Linked DNA regions of Homo sapiens: region 1 is linked to region 2. Evidence: chromatin loops called from intact Hi-C (ENCODE). Cell type or tissue: Caco-2. All regions are shown on one strand. Links, peaks and the distances in the headings refer to the core of each region. The heading gives the core; the rest is flanking DNA.

Region 1 (8,328 bases), core at 19-8,018, 650 kb after region 2:
TCATCTTAAAACATATTGTTTTCTCACCTGAGACAAATGAGACAAAGCAACTCCACATTTTCATGACTCAGAAAGTCTAGTCAGGTTGAACACCATATTCAGCTTAAGCCTGGCCCAACTGAATATTCCTCTGCCTTCAAAGGATAGGAAAAATGTTGTCTGTACAGAGCTATTCTCTTTTAAAATGTCTGTGAAGGCCCTCACCCAGCCAGAGCGAACAAGGCTGCTGAGTCATATCTGAGTCAGCCAGGAGCCTGTACCAATGACTGCAAACTGAGTCTAGACACCTAATCCTTCCATTTTGAGGCCTTGTCTGCCACCACCCTAAAACTCCCTCCTACCAGAAAGCGCTGTGTAACATGTATACAAAATCCAGGTTAAAACAGCAACAAAACTCAAGTGAACTAAAAGCAATTCTGCTTTAAACGTTCCACAAGTTATCTGAGCTTCCTGGAAGCGCCTGAGATGTCTCAGAGTGAAAAGGAGGCAATAGCAGGGAAGAGAGAATCACTGTCCTAGACAAATCAGCCACGGAGCTGGTGACATGAAGCACCAAGAAAAGAGGAAGGAAATCATCTGTGTCCCTCTGAGGCAAAACAGGAGGCCACAAAGCACCCAGAAGGAGAGGCTGGCAGTCTGCTGTGGCCAGGAGAAGGAACTGGAAACAGGTGCATGTGTGTAAAAGTCCCAATCTGCGGAGCCACACAATGAGAAGGCTCACCTTAGGAGCCACTGGGCCCCACTGTGATACAAGCATGGTTACTGAAATTGAACAAAACAAAACTCAACTGGGACCCTTTCTGCAGACAAGCCACCATCTATAGCGGCTGTGTGACCCAGGAGTCATGAGGTGACATCATGGGGACTGATCCCCCCATCAGAGCAGTTCCCACAATGAGCACGGTAAACAGTGCATGGAGGTGTTTTGTTAAGTAGAAATCATTCTGGAGAAATGAGGCGGTATTTCATAAAACCACTGAGGTCTTGGGAAGCTAAATCAACCATTCTCAAGAAGCTAGAAATCCACATTGGCCTGGAAGAGCTGGAGAGTCGAAACCCGTTTTTTATCATGGTGTGTGATGTTGGTGGAGTCAATCACCCATAAGACATAAGTGCTTTCACAGAACCTTCCAGCCACATCAGGAGGCCTGCAGGACTGAAAAATGTTGCCCAGGCACCTGTCCCTCTGTGATCTTTCCCTCTAAAACCCATAACTCCAGTGTAATCATCAGAAAGACATCAGACAAATCCCAACTGTGAAAGCCTATCTCAAAAATAGCCTATCTCAAAAATCCCGAGAGCCTATCTCAAAAAATAATACATAAAATAGAAGTTTTTTTTTTTTTTAATGTTACCCATGGAGATAACTGCTAGACGAAAGTCTGGAGCCAGGTACTAAGGTGGGGCTGAACTGCAACCAGAAGCCTGGGGAAAAAGGTACACCCTGTTTCTCCCCTAGGCCCTTTGGGAGCATCGTGTCCAGTGGACTGGTGAGCCAGCAGTCTGCTCTACAGTAACCAGTACTCCTTTCCCCAAGCTTAAGCCACACATAACCTCTCTGAAAGATCACCTCAGCATGATATTCACCTCTCTATATGGCCAAACACCTGATCTTACCAAGCCAGCGTGTACAAGCAGCTGAGATCCCCACGTGACCTTGAGCCTTACCTGGTGCCTGTGCTCCCTGGCTCAGCTGGCCTGCCGCACACCTCACCCAGACCCTCCTGCCCAAGGGACCTTCTTTCTTTGATGTTCACCCAACCATGCACGCAGGACCAGCTGCTCCACTGCCCTCACAGCTCTACCACACATCTTTTCTGCTACTGGGGGCTTGCAGGCTTCCACCTCCCACTGAGCAGGGCCTAAGCACTGATTAAACAGAACACACTTGAAGCAGAGAATGTAAGGTTGGGAGTGGTAATAATATTAGTATAAACAATAATGATAATACCAACAATAATAATAGTAGCTACTTCTATTGATTGAGAGCTGTTTGTTCTTAGGATACCCTGAGCTTCCCATCTTGTAGCCCTTATCATGTTATTTCAGTAACATCTAACAGACACCTCTTTCAACAGAGGGAACTGAACGCAGGGATTGATTTCCCAGGTGATTAAGGAAGGTGAGAACTCAACCAGGATTGGTGAAGTAACCCAGAGATTAGTAACAACAGGAAACTACCACCAGCCCTAGGCTCAAGGAACAAAGGGAGAATGCAGTGTGGCCTGAGCCCAGGAACCAGAAGGAAGAACCAGAGAGGAGATTCGCCATCACCAGGGAAGCCAATATCTCAATTCCCCCCTTCCTTTCACCTAGCAATCTTCCTCTAGTAACTGCCATTGGCCAAACCCAGCCAAAAGCTGTCTGGTTGTAGGAGCTGAAGAAACACATACCTTGGGGTTCATACTATTTGTCCCCCAACCCACCCCCACTATGATACAGAGCATGGCGGCCAGGCCCAGGGCAGGCACACACACTTCAAGGAAACTGTTAATCACTTGTATCCTGCACAAGACTGTCTGGGGCTGTGTCTGTCCCAATCACTGTGTCTCCAGCTGTTTGGCATACGGTTCACCCTTAAATACATGTTAAAAAACTAATAAAGTCAAGTTACCCCTATTTTTTAATGAGGAAATGAATGTTCAGGGAAGCTAAGAACTTTGCCCAAGCTCACAGGCCAGAAAGTGCAAAACCAGGACTCGTATCAGAGCCCAACTCCCTCCTTCATACCACGCTTTTGTGTGTGGGCTGCCTACCAAAGGTAGACCAGATGAAGCTGTGGAGTGGGGCCTCTTCATAAGCAGGGAGGGACAGCTGATCCCTGGCAGAGCCTGGAGGAGACACTGAGTCAGGGAAACCACAGACACTGGCATAAGCAGACAGGTACCCTCATCCTGGACGCTCCACCTCTGAGTGCTGGAGGCCACTTATAAACCCGAGAGAGCAGTGAATGTCCTGTGTGTGCATTCAAATCCCGTCAAGTGTATCTGTATGGAGGTGAGGGGGGCAGTAGGCAAGGGCTTGCTTTCTCCCCAGTGCAGGAACATGCTTGCTCCCCTTTTCAGCTCTCTACCCCTCCTAAACATGGTGGAATTAGATATAAGCCAAACAGATCCATATTATCATCATTTTTCATTTAAATATACTTTTTAAAGCCTGTGGCCCACACCACAGCAGGCTGGAATCCAGGCAAACCTCCTCCTGTCCGTGGCCTGAGATTAGTATTCTTGTTGCATCCTGCAGCAGCACCACCGAAAGTTATCAGCAGGCAGACAGCCAGCTTTCAATCTCGAGAACTGCAGCCCGCAGATCGCAGCGGCACTTGCAGACATTAGAGGAAGATTTAGAGACCCTCACACTTGCCGCCAGCACTAAGCCTCTGTAAGGCACCTGATGGCATGAGACTGGGGATTTCCATGAGAAAGGGAAAGGAACAGACACTTGGTGTGAAAATGTTATTTCAAAGTTGATGCAAAATATTCCATCCTAGAGAGGGGCATTCTTCTCTTTGACCAGGGTCCATGCCTGAGGGTGGGTACTGTCTGTCCCTCCCCAGCTTCCCTCCTACAGGCCCTCCAATTGTGGGGTCTCCTAGAGAAGAGGTAGGAATGGAATGAGGATGTTCTTTAGTGACAGTGAGCGAGCAGCCATGACTGAGGGTCCTTTTGGGGGTCAGGGTTTTCCATTCAGGGCAGCCTTATGGCTACACGATGGATCATGGGAATATGATCTATACAGCTGCACACGCCCTGCGACTGGAAAGGCCTCAAGCTTGGTTTAATGTCCTGCCTTTGTTGTGTAGAAATTCTAAATAACTTTTACACAAGGGTCTTGCATTTTCATTTTGCACCGAGCCCCACTAATTATGTAGCCAATCCTGGTTCCAGCTCTTTCAGAACAGAAAGACCACAAAATGTGAGGCAGCTCTGAAGGCTCGTGTCAGAAAGTAGCTCTCATCAAGACCCAAATGCTGCCGGTGTTTCTCTTTATTAGAGCACATCGGGTCAATGCATGGCTCCGTGGCACCCGGGTGACCCTTGCTGTGTGTTGCTGATGTGGGCTCCCTCTGAGGTGAGGAGACTGGAAGTATCACTGTCCAGTGTAATGGGCCTCTGCCTGCTGGCCTCTGCTGGTTTCACAGGCAGCTCAGGACCATGCGGTCAAGCCTCAGTGCCCCCACTTATCCCCTTGTCAAACCTAGCCATTCAAAAGCAGGGCCCAGCTCCCTGCTGGCCGAGGCTGCTTCCAAAGCAGAAGCACAAACACAGGCCCTCTTCAACCCAGGGAAAGCGGGTAGGAGTCCAGCCTCCTCACAGCTGACCATGGAGGCAAGGAAACCCAGCAGGAGGGGTGAGGAGCTGCTCACCTGGTTACCGCTCTCCCGGATGATCTCACCCCTGGCATCTTCTGCTGGGGCTTGATCTCGACAAACCAGGTGAACTGTGCCACCTGGTGGAATTCAATGAAACCATCTGTGAGTTACAGCGAGAGCTACAGAAACCAGCTCTTCCTAATGAAAAATGAAGACATATGGGCTCACAGTTGACACTCTTCTGTTAAGCCTAGATGGGTGGTTCCCAGAGTTAAGAGCAGCAAGGGCGATGGTGAGGGAGGTGCTGGAACCTTATTGCCTACCTGTGCTGACAGTGCGTCTGGAATAACATCCTGATTTTTTGAGGGCCTGAACACATCAAGGATAAGAAACATTGATCTGGGTCACATATGCCTCCCTAGCATCTAGCATAGTAGCTGACCCAGATGTGTTAAACCTGGCTGCACTTTAGACTCATGTAGGGAGCTTTTAAAGATCTAGGCGATAGGCCCAGGACTGGGTATGTTTTACAAGCTCCCCTGGTGATGTAATGTTCAGCCAAAGTAGACAGCCACTTGCCTAGCATGTAGTAGAGACTCAAGTATTGACTGAATGTTGAGTCCATCAGCAGCCCTCATATTATCCCAGCAAATGCCACACCATCATCAATCAAGGTCAATTTAAAGCAGAATGCCTTCGCCGTGGCAGCTAAGAACGAATCGTTATGGAGTCTGCTTTCTTTACTAAAAATCACCCACTTGATTAAATGGGGTGTTTCATGGGAGGCTACAGGCTAACCACAACACTAGCCCCTCTTCTCTCCTCCTCTCCGCACTTCAGAGTGCTTCCCAGCTGCTAAGATGCAATTAATCCTCTCCCTGACTTGGCAGATAATTAAATAAAGCTTCAAATGATATAATAGTCCCCTGAAAAATGCCTAACTTGGATTTAGAGAGAGGAAAAAAGAAAACATCTTCAGCATCTTAAAAAGTGATAAATTCACAACCTAGTTCCCCACCTTCTGCTGGAACATCCATTTTTCCTGAAGAGGCTCTGGAGAGATGCAGCAAACTTTTCTAGCCACTGCAGAGCCATTTGGTGACCCAGGATCGTTGAGCTCATGCAGGAAATTCTGGCATTTACCATGAGGAAGACTTCTGCTGACTGAAGACTTTACAGTGCACCTGAAGCACCTCTTTATAGTCAAGCTTAGGGGAGGGAAGCGGGAGGCTGCTCTAGCCCTGGAGGCTGGACCCCAGCAAGGAGGAAGTTTAGTTCAATGCACTCCTCTCTCCAGGTATTTTGGGGGCCTTGGTTCATAACTACCATCCACATCCAAATTGCAGTGGACTTTGAGGCTCCCCCTCCCCTTGTCTCTCACCCCAGGAGAGTCTCATTGAGAAGACATGAGTTAGAGACCAGGTGTTCATGTTTTTGTTTTTGTTTTTTTAATTAAATTCCACTGGGGATTCTGATGTCCAGGGTTTGCTTGAGCCCCTCGCTGTTCTTAATCAGAAAACACTGGGACACGTGGGCAGGACCCCAAGCTCGCCTGAGAATTAATTAAGTGTTGAGGAAAGGGCTCCTGTTGCTCTAGCCACCTGGAGCTCAAAACTCAGAAAGCTGGCAGCTGTGCCCAGAACCATGGGATCGCCGTCCAGGACTTCCTGGCCTGCCTGTGACACAGGGTGCCCTCCTCAGTGTGGACCGGCCGCAGTCTGGCCGTGGGGCTCAGTGGACACACGTGTTAGCAGCTGCTTACCTCGCTTGGCGATTTCAAGGGCAGTTGCTTTGCCAATGCCGCTGTTTCCTCCAGTGACCAAAAAGACTCTTCCAGGAATCTGGACCTCCAAGTCATGAGGGACAAAGTCTTTACATGCAGATTCATAGCCACTCCTAGAAAGAGGAGACCCACAGGAAGACCAGCTGTAAGGAGTGGGGAACACAAACCCCTGCAGGAGAAAGCCTAATTCTAGGATGGGCATTATTGCTGTCTCCGCCTCTCCCAACACATCACGAAACTCCTTTCTCCCTTGCCCTCCCTGCTCTCACAAACACCACTATCTCGGGGCCTGCATTTCCTGGACCATGATCTTTCCAAACTTTTGAAAATATTGGAGATTCCAACATTTTGGCATCCAAATTGTCTTCCTCTGACTGCCCCGATCCTGGGGAGTGGCAAAAAGAAAAAAAATCCCTTGACAGATGAATTGCTCTTTTCCCTTTTGTGGGGGGCAGGTTTCAGGAAGCTTAGGAGACCATTTGCATTGTGCTTATTGCATTGCAGGACAGATATCCTTGCCTACTTGGAGAAACGGGGGAGATTTGCAAGTAGGGAATAAAGGAGGAGGATGGTAGAGTTATTTAAGCTCTGCACCCATCAGAGGAAGCCAAGGCTCCTTCAGGGACACAAGGTGTGCACTGCACAGCTCTAGGGAGTGCCATTCGGATCAGAATGATGGGATATTTGTATCTGCATTATGATAATGTTCTGGCAGGTGGCAGAAAAGCATATTGCAGAAGAGGTATTTTTTCTGATTTGCACAAAGGCATCATATTGGATAGATGCAATTGTGAGTTCTTTAACTGTTTCTTTTTCCCATTCCTTTTGCGATACCTCTCTACCTTTACTCTTCTAGTATTTCCTGGCTATGAAATTGGCTAAGGGCAGTGGTGGCAGAATGGTGGGGTTGGCAGGTGGAGGCCCAGAGGGCAGACTCTGCCCACGCACAGGCAGGCTGGGGTCTCAGAGCTTACATCTCTCACCTACGGAGCCGAGAGATTTCTCCTGGGCAATGCAGGATGGGACTCTGATCTCAAGGCTCCACAGATGCTGAGAGCCCTCCCACAGGACCTGTTTACAAAAGGGTAGCCAACAGCTGGCCTCCTGCCCCATGCCCTGGTACAGCACAACTGCCAGTTACATGCTCTGGAACTCGGGGAAGTGGCCAAAGGATGTTTATGAGCTTGGGTTTGGTTTGAAAGTCATTGCCACGGGGCAGGCATTGCCACTTGTTTCAGTCAAGCCAGATGTTCTTAAGAGAACAAGAAAAATGTTCCTGTTTTCACCATCTGTAACTCACCAGAACATGCAGGGCAGCTTAGAGAACACCCTACCCATTGCTTCTGCTGTGAGTGGCAAGCAAGACTTCTTATTCCAAAGCCTTCCCAAAAAGGTTGACTTGAAACTTAAAAATATCAGTAACAAGGGCTTGAACAACCTGGGTTTAAGTCACAGCTCAGCCTCTTACTAGCTGTGCCATCTTGTGTGTTGATTTAACCTTTCTGAGCTCTTATCTCCTCATCTGCAGAAAGGGAATAATAAGAGATACCTCTTGGGCAGCCTAAATGAGATGCCGCATCTAAGGCACTTATGACAGCACTTGGAACATATTAGGAGCTCAATAATTAGCAGCTGACATTATTATTTTTTGAGACAGAGTCCCACCCTGTCGCCCAGGATGGAGTGCAGTGGCGCGATCTCGGCTCACTGCAACCTCCGCCTCCCGGGTTCAAGTGATTCTCCTGTCTCAGCCTCCTGAGTAGCTGGGGTTATAAGCGCCCGTCACCACACCCGGCTAATTTTTGTATTTTTTAGTAGAGATGGGTTTTCACCATGTTGGCCATGCTGGTCTCGAACACCTGACCTCAGGTGATCCACCCACCTTGGCTTCCCAAAATGCTGGGATTACAGGCATAAGCCACCGCACCCAGGTGACATTATTATTATCACTATTAATAATGACAGTACCGTCCATGTTCACACTTGAGCTCATTTGGCCCCCAAGCCTTCAAATCAGTAGGGACTTTGAGAGCATTTTAAACTACAAAGAGGAAACTGGAAGATTTTTTTCCCCCTAAACACAGACGTGAGCCCTGGAATCTCTGTGAAAGGCTTTTCCGGTAGAGGCAAGGGCCTGAGTCAATGAATAGGGGCTTAGCTAGGAGGAGGCATTGTGGGGAATGAGTGAGAACTTCCCAAATACAATAGAGCCAGAAAAAAAGCAGTCCACAGG
Region 2 (8,328 bases), core at 47-8,046:
CATCTGTGACCTGGAAGCTCCCTCTCTGCTTCCAGTCTTCCTGCCTTTGCTTCAAGTTATCCCACCTTTCCAGACCGAACCAATGTACTTCTAACATATATTGATTGACGTCTCATGTCTCCTTCAATGCATAAAACCAAGTTGTGCTCTGACCACCTTGGGCACATGTCTCAGGACTTCCTGAGGCTGTGTCACGAGCAAGTTCTCAACCTTGGCAAAATAAACTTTCTAAATTAACTGAGACCTGTCTCAACTTTTCGGGGTTCATAGAAGACAAGACAAATAAGTTCTAGAGCAATGCTGTGCAATATTGTGCCTGTAGATAATACTGTGTTGTACATTTAAACATTATTGAAAGGGTAAATCTCATGTTAAATGTTCTTACCTAAATAAAACTTTAAAATTTGTTTAAATAAAAAATAATATAAATATATAAAAGGCACCCAAAATTAACCTATTTTGGAACACCCCCAAGCTTTGATACCCAAAGCCTCTGATAAATGGACATCTGAGATCCCTGCCTCAATCAGAGATAACACAGGAAACTCACTTTTGTATTGACGGATTCCTTACCCCTTTCTTCATCTGTCAGCTACGGTCCATGTGGAACAAAACAAGCCTGTTGTGTCCCCTGAAATGCAAATAAAATCTCTTCTTGCTGTGAACCTCGAATATCCGAGACAGCTGTCAATCAGTTTAAGAAGTTTATTTTGCCAAAGTTAAGGACGCACGCCCATGACACAGCCTCAGGAGGTCCTGATAACATGTGCCCAAGGTGGTCTGAGCACAACTTGGTTTTATACATTTTAGGGAGACATGAGACATCAATCAATATATGTAAGATGAGCATTGGTTTGATCTGGAAAGGCAGAACAACTTGAAGCAAAGGACTCACAGTGGGGAGGGGGCTTCCAGGTCTTTGGTAGATAAGAGACAAATGGTTGCATTCTTTTCAGTTTCTGATTAGCTCTTCCAAAGGAGGCAATCAAATACACATTTATCTCAGTGAGCAGAGGGATAACTTTGAATAGAATGGGAGGTGGGTTTGCCCTAAGCAGTTCCCAGCTTGACTTTTCCCTTTAGCTTAGTGATTTGGGAAACCTGAGACTTATTTTCCTTTCACATTGCCCAGAGCTCTGGGTTTCTCTATCTCAGTGTCTGTCTGGCCTGCACCCATCACCAAACCAGGTTCCTCAACCTGCAGTGGCCCGCTTTGATCCCCTGGTCAGTGTCAAAGCTCACAGTACTTCCCTAGGCTTCTATCAACCTCAGGATTGCCTACCCTTGCTGGAAGCAGTAAAACAGCTGCAGCTGCAAAAGGTGGGGGCAGGCCAGGGGAGAGGTGGCATCCCAGGGAAGTCCCAGGTACTGACCATGTGTCCCCCTCCCAGGTACTCTGCTGGGGTGTGGATGCTGCACCATTTCCTGTTCTGCATCTGCATAGCATCTACACATTGCTCTCAGACCTTGGACTAGGTGTGGTGGGGACCCCCTTTCTTATCTCCTACACAGGAGAACAGTCTCTGTGAGAGTCAGTCCTGCTATAGGACAAATCCCGCTTTGGTGCCTGTGGCCTAGCTCCCTCCGTGCCTGTGAGAGAAGGGGCAGGGGCCTGGGTCCCAGTCATGGCTCTGCTGACCATGGGACAGTGGCTGCTGTGATCCTCCAGGGCTCTGTGGACTCATTTTAAACGCAAGGGGTGAGGCCAGGTATGGTGGCTCATGCCTGTAATCCCAGTACTTTGGGAGGCCGAGGTGGGTGGATCACCTGAGGTCAGGAGTTCGAGACGAGCCTGGCCAACATAGTGGAACCCCATCTCTACAAAAACACAAAAATTAGCCGGGCATGATGGCGGGTGCCTGTAATCCCAGCTACTCGGGAGGCTGAGGCTGGAGAATCGCTTGAACCCGGGAGGCAGAGGTTGCAGTGAGCTGATATCGCACCATTGCACTCCAGCCTGGGCAACAGAGCAAGACTGTGTCTCAAAAAAAAACAACGAAGGGGTGGATTTGGTCCAGGTCTTCAACCCTAGTTGCACATTAGAATCAATCACCTGAGAGATGTTTAAAAATACCCATGCCTGATCCTCCTCACAGACCAATTAAATCAGAACCTCCAGCAGGGAGGAACGGGTCTGTGGCTAATAAAACGGCTCAGTTGATTCTCACATATGGAGAGGGCTTGAGAAGCCCCGGATTAGGGGATCTGCAAGGGCCTCCTATGTCTGACGTTTGCCACTCTGTATATGACAGAATCATAGGGTCCCTGGGCTCTGGGTGCTGGTGGACCCTCCCCCAACACATGGAACCAAGCAAATGGAAATGAAACAGCACTGGATGACGCTTTGCATCTGCATAGCACTTTGACCCATGTGATTTCCGTAAAATCCCATGGCAAATTGGACCCCTATGATTACTTCTAGTGGAGAGGAAGGAAAAGAAACAAGGGCCAGCCAGGGAGAGGTCTCCCCAGGCCTTGCCAGCAGCCTGCCTCCCAGTCCTTGGGCTCAGCCAAGCCTCTTCATCTCTTTACAGAGACAAGGGAGCGCCTGCCCTGTGCCAGGCACTGCAGCAGGAAGGACTACGTCAGCAACATAGCACACACGCACGGCCCCTGCCCTCAGCAGGGGAGGAGAGCGACGCACAGGAAAACATCTTAAATGGTGTGATAGGCATCATGAAGGACGCCCACAGGGTGCCATGCAGAGAACAATGGTGGTGGCAGGAAGCCCCACAGGGAGGTGACATTTCAGTGAAGAGCTGTAAGGTAAAAGCCGGCAGCCCCCTGCAGAGCCAGGAGGCTCACGAAGGAAGAGCACAGCTCATGCAATCCCCTGAGGTCCCCCTGGAGGGGGGTCCAATGACACCTGGGGATGAGAAGGAAAGTCATCCTTTCCCTCCACCACATGGTGGGGCTTCTGGCTTATGGACAGGAACCCACTCCCACTGGGCAGCGACGTGCCTTAGGAAAAGGAAGAACAAACCCCCTAACTGGCTGAGGGCCCAAATGCCCCGCTGGCCTCAGGAGCCAGGGCTCTTTGAGGGTACCCTCCGCCGCCAGGCCCCAGCTGGGCCCGTATTGACCGTTTGGGCTTGCTGCTGCCTCCACGCCCTGGCTGCCCACCTCAAAGGCTCCCAGGACTCCACGGCTCAGGCTCCCTCTTGCAGGCAGCTGCTCCTTCCTGGGGCCAGGCTTCCCTTTACTCTGCAGAGGGGAATGGGTGCTGTTTTCCTTCCCCTCACAAAGCATCTTTCTGACTGCCCACCTCCTGCCCCACACAGTTTGAAAGGCTGATAGTTTCGAGATTCTGAATGAGGCTTCTGCAGAGGCCTTCTTGTGCTCCACAAGAAGGGCTGGGCAAGAATTTCAACCACGCTGCTAATTTCAGTCCGTCACTGCGGTGGCAGCTTCATATTTTCCCACTAGATGGGGTTCTTGATCTCTGCAGCTAAAGATCAGCTAGCTAGAGAGAATTCCAAATCATTTAATTTGGCTCTGAAGGCTGCTTAGAAATTTTATTCAAAGCAGAGGGAAATCTTTTATAGGAAGTGGCCAAAGGCTGAAATTGAAAAAAAAAAAAAAAAAACCCTAAAAATCTGGTTTCTGTATCTTCCTTAATTAGCAAAGGTGATAAAGGGTAATAAGTGAAAATGTTTGCAAAGGAAACCTAGCAAATCTGAAATACAGATGCAAATGGAGTGAGCTAGAAATGATTTCTCTAAAGAGCCATTTTGAACAATGCTGTAACTGCTTCTTCCCTTTGAGACAGCCAGAAGCATTGACCCTGGACATTCAAGCTGAAAAAAATATCCTTTGGTCTGGTCATTATCACCATTCTGCTTGATCAATGGTAGCCTGGTTCTCATTGATCCACTCCAGCCCCCAGACACACAAGAGAGGTAGCACAAGGTAGACGCATAGTGAAGCCACTATGAGCCAAAGGCAATTATGTTTTTCCAGTGCAAACTCATTTTGCTCAGTTCGGGAAACAGTTATATCTTTGAAGTCATTTAGCATGAATATTTCTCTTCATCATCAATAATAAGCACCTCTCTTGTCCCTTCCTCTGTAGGAAGGCTTTCTCTGACGTTTTTAGGCAGAGTTGAGATGGTGCCAGAAACAGCAAGAACAAAAAGATACTAACACTAACCCTGTCTTCAAGAGTCTATATCTTAGCCCAAGAAATAGCACTCTTCCCAGAAAACAGTAGAAGATACACATTATTTACATCATCTTAGAACTTTGCATGGATAAATGAAATATTTGACGAATAAACTCAGACCTTTGTATTTAGAAGTTAGAATTTTCCGTAGATATAAAACCAGTTTTAAAGAAGCTTCCCTTTTGAAGTGCCATAACAGAATTGCACAAGAATTATGGACAAAATTATGTAGACAAAAACACATGATCAGCTTTTACTGCTGACATTTTCATTTACTGTGGTGTCGTTTGTGGGACCCCCACATTTCTCCAGAATTGGGGATATTTTTTAACAGGCAGCCCTTGGTCACTTGGTCACAGTGAAAACAAACATCTTTGAGCACTTGGTCATTGTATGTCACAATTTTCAAATTTACAGCCACCAGCGTATCCTACTGGGGCGACTGGGGGAATCAATACTGGGCTTTATTCTTATTATATACTTGGAACAGGTTCAATGTAGTCCCTTAGGAAGTAATATTAGAACTTCAATCACACGGGAAGGGAGGCTTTAAGAAAGTTGCTTCTGTTAACACACTCCTCCGTCCTGGTCACAACCAAAACATATATATTCAGCCCAAATTTGGCATAAATTCTGCGTAAATTATATATACTTTCAGCAGTTCTACAAACATTTTTCAAGAAGACTGGCTGTATAACAGAACCTCTTTCTTTCCAGAAAGCAGCTTTGGCCATCCTAAAAAATGCAGTGGACTAATCCAGATGAGCCCATCAATTTGCCTAGGGGTCACTGCTTGTGCCACCAGAAAGATACTCGCAGAGAGACCCTCAACAACTGGGGCTATGTTGTTCCATCCCAGAATGAAAACTAAAACTAGAGCTGCATTAGCACTTGCTGAGGTAAACTGAATTCCTTGGTTCTATGCAGATCTTGCCTGTGTATGGATGACTAGAATCAAAAGGCTACCAATGTCTTCTGAGATGCCAGAAGTCAGAAATAATCCCAGCTAAATGAAAAATACCAGAAATGCTACCAAAAAAATTGGCCACAGCAAGTACAGAGCTGTAGAATCTTCAACTCTTCAGAACCCCCCTGGCCTGAGCTGTGTGCATAAGGCCAATCACAGGCACAAATTCACTCTATAGACACTAGTCAAACATTGTAGTAGACAGAATAACAGCCCCTAAAGACGTCCACACATGAATCCCTGCAACCTGTGAATATGTCACACCACATGGTAATGTTACATATGCGAATATGTTACACCACATGGTAAAGGGAATTAAGGCTGCTAATCAGGTTAAGATGGGGGGATTTTCCAGATTATCTTTCTTAAAAATGGAAGAGGGTGGCAGGAGAGGGCAGAAAAATGAAATGTGAGAGAGACTCAGCACACCATTGCTGACTTTCAAGACAGAGGAAGGGGCCAGAAGCCAAGAAATGCAGGTAGCCCCAAAAGCTGGAAAAGGAAAAAAAAAAGAAAAAACAAACAAACAAACAAACAAAAACTCAGATTCTTCCCTAGAGCCTCTAGAAGGAACTGAACCCTGCGGACACCTTGATTTTTAGCCCAGTGAGACCTGTGTTGGACATCTAACCTAGAGAACTTCATATTGCTTTAAGCCACTAAGTTGGTGATGATTTGTTCCAGCAGTAATAGGAAATCAATATAAGCACCTTCTATGACCAGGCACTGACCCTGCCAATGCAAATATGCCCGGCATTCCAGAGACACATAGTCCAGTAGGGAGAGAAAATTCTGCACATGCAGGTAAAGCAACATGCTATGCACTAAACATGCATGTACCAAGCCCTGAGGGAGCACTGAGCTGATGGTGCTCCCCTTTGCCTGGGGGAGCCAAGGAAGGCTTCCTGGAGCAGAGGAGACATTTCAGCTTAACCTAGAAGCCTGATAGAAGGGGTCTGTACTATTCTGGACTTACATGGTCCCAGGGCCTTTTATTTAGACATGAATGCTGAAGAAGGAAGCAGTTTTTTATTGTCCAGGCTGGTCTAGACCCTTGATCCTCAAAGTATGGTCCAGGAGTCACGTGGGAGCTTGTTAGAAATGCAGAATCTCTGGCCCAGCCCAGCCCTACCAGGAGAGAATCTTCATTCTAACAAGATCCCAGGGGATTCATAGGTGCATGACAGTTTAAGAATCACTGCCCCAAATAACAATATTCTCATACTCACCACAGTGTGGAAAGAAAGAAACAGGTTCCAGAAATTGTTTACATATGTAACCCTGATAGCATGGAGGTCCCTCAGAACATTCCTACTGCTATGTGACCATGCTTAGAACGGTGCACTCCAGCTCTGTGTCGTTTCTCAGCATCTACATAGACATCACATACACCATCAGGCTGTACGTCTCCTGTGGAAACATTTAGCAGGCTTTATTTTATAAACACTTGGTTACAAACATCACCCAGTTCTTCCATTTATTTATTTTTTAAGAGATGGGGTCTCACTCTGTTGCCAGGGCTGAAGTGCAGTGGCACGAACCTGGCTCACTGCAGCCCTGACCTCCTGGGCTCTAGTGATCCTCTCAGCTCAGTTTCTCTGAATAGCTGGAACTACAGGTGCATGCCACCATACCTGGCTAATGTTTAAATATTTTTTAGAGATGGGGTTCTTGCTCTGTTGCCCAGGCTGGTGTCAAACTTCTGGTCTCAAATGATCCTCCTGCCTCAGCCTAACCCATTTCTTTTTTAGAAAACACAACTTCAGCTCTAGCATTCTGATAGTGCAAAGTTTTTCTCCTGCTTGATGACCTCAATCCCAAAATAATTTACTCTAACAGCTAAATCTTCAAATCACTGAGCCTCAATTTACTTCTACCATCAGTAAAAAGAGGTCAGGGTGGCTCTGGCAAACCTAAGCCCTAGTCCTGGGAAATCCACAGATAACCCTTTAAGGCTCACTGGCTTAGTGACTCAATCCCTCCAGCCTCTTTGCTATGCTCGAGCCACATGTCTGCTGGCTGTGGATCCCATACATGCAGAGCTGCGTCATGTTCGCGGGCACCCTGGGGACACCTGCTGCGGGGTTGATGTTTTGTTATGTTTCTGCAGCACAACCAGGGCTGGCTTCTTGGGGACTGTATACAGTGCACTTGCCCAGCCCCACACACAGAAGGGATTGAGGTTTAGTGCTCTGCAGTGGCAATCTTAAAACTCTTAATGATTGTATCTTTGAATTAATGTTTTGTAAGTCAAGTTATGTGCCAAAGACTTGGAGCCTCAGCTCCTGCCATTGCACCTGCCGCCTCCCTAGCAAGGGTTCTTCAACACCCCCTCCCCTGTCCTGCCAAGTGACCACTGCCCCTTTTTCCTGCTCCCTCCATAGGGTCCTGCTGAGCAACCACTGCCCCCTTTTCCTGCCCTCCTCAGAGTGTGGGAGCCAGGCATGCACCCCCTGCATGCCCAGGGCATCAAGATGAGGTCCTGGGCACCTATAAGTGTCTGCACTCACCCAATGCCTATGCTTGTGCCCAAGGGAGTGTGACACTCAATACCAAATAAAAAAACATGACAGAGAGAGAGAGAGAGACAGAGATAGAGACTGTGAGAGAGAAAGCTTTTCTCCTACTTTAAAAAAAATTGTAGTAAAAATTATGTAACATAAAATTACTCTCTTAACCATTTTAAGTGTACTGCTCAGTTGTGTTAAATACATTCACGTTGTTATCAACCCATTTTCTTGCTTTCTGTTTTTTTTCTTTTTTTTTTTTTTTTTTTTTTTTTTGGAGACAGGATCTCGCTTTGTCGCCCAGGCTGGAATGCAGTGATGCAATCTCTCAGCTCACTGCAACCTCCGTCTCCTGAGCTCAAGTGATTCTCCCACCTCAGCCTCCCAAATAGCTGGGACTACAGGTGCATTCCTAGCTAAGTTTTGTATGTTTAGTAGAGAAAGGATTTCGCCATGTTGTCCAGGCGGGTCTCAGACTCCTGGGCTCAAGCAATCTACCGCCTCGGCCTCCCAGAGTGCTGAGATTACAGGATTGAGCCACCATGCCTGACCCAACCCATCTTCAAAACTGTTTTCTTCTTGCAAAACTAAAATGTGATACCCATTACTCCCCATTTTCCCCTACCCCCAGCCCCTGACAACCACCATTCTACTTCCTATCTCTATGAATTTGACAACTCCGGTACGTCACA

Evidence for each region. Peaks named below come from ENCODE experiments on the same cell type or tissue, not always from the same donor. Only the 100,000 strongest peaks of a DNase experiment are listed, where the experiment ranks them.
Region 1: it touches region 2 in a loop (8-fold over the local background); 9 of 110 quality-filtered maps call a loop at or near these places.

What each region holds. Positions count from the first base shown.
Region 1 is chr13:51,793,460-51,801,787 of GRCh38, forward strand. It overlaps DHRS12 (dehydrogenase/reductase 12), which reads right to left. Exons shown (of 9, transcript NM_001377533.1): 2 at 6,075-6,208. The coding sequence starts at 6,200. Among named protein-coding and RNA genes, the nearest start is that of DHRS12, 6.5 kb to the right of the region's middle. RefSeq lists enhancers at 329-688, 3,594-4,122, 4,193-4,272. In Caco-2, for the core only: a CTCF peak has its summit at 4,450 (motif pointing left); a DNase peak (open chromatin) is centred at 4,412.
Region 2 is chr13:51,145,745-51,154,072 of GRCh38, forward strand. It overlaps a transcript of C13orf42 not described here. Among named protein-coding and RNA genes, the nearest start is that of C13orf42, 39 kb to the left of the region's middle. RefSeq lists an enhancer at 2,524-3,415. In Caco-2, for the core only: CTCF peaks have their summits at 3,453 and 3,658; a DNase peak (open chromatin) is centred at 3,374.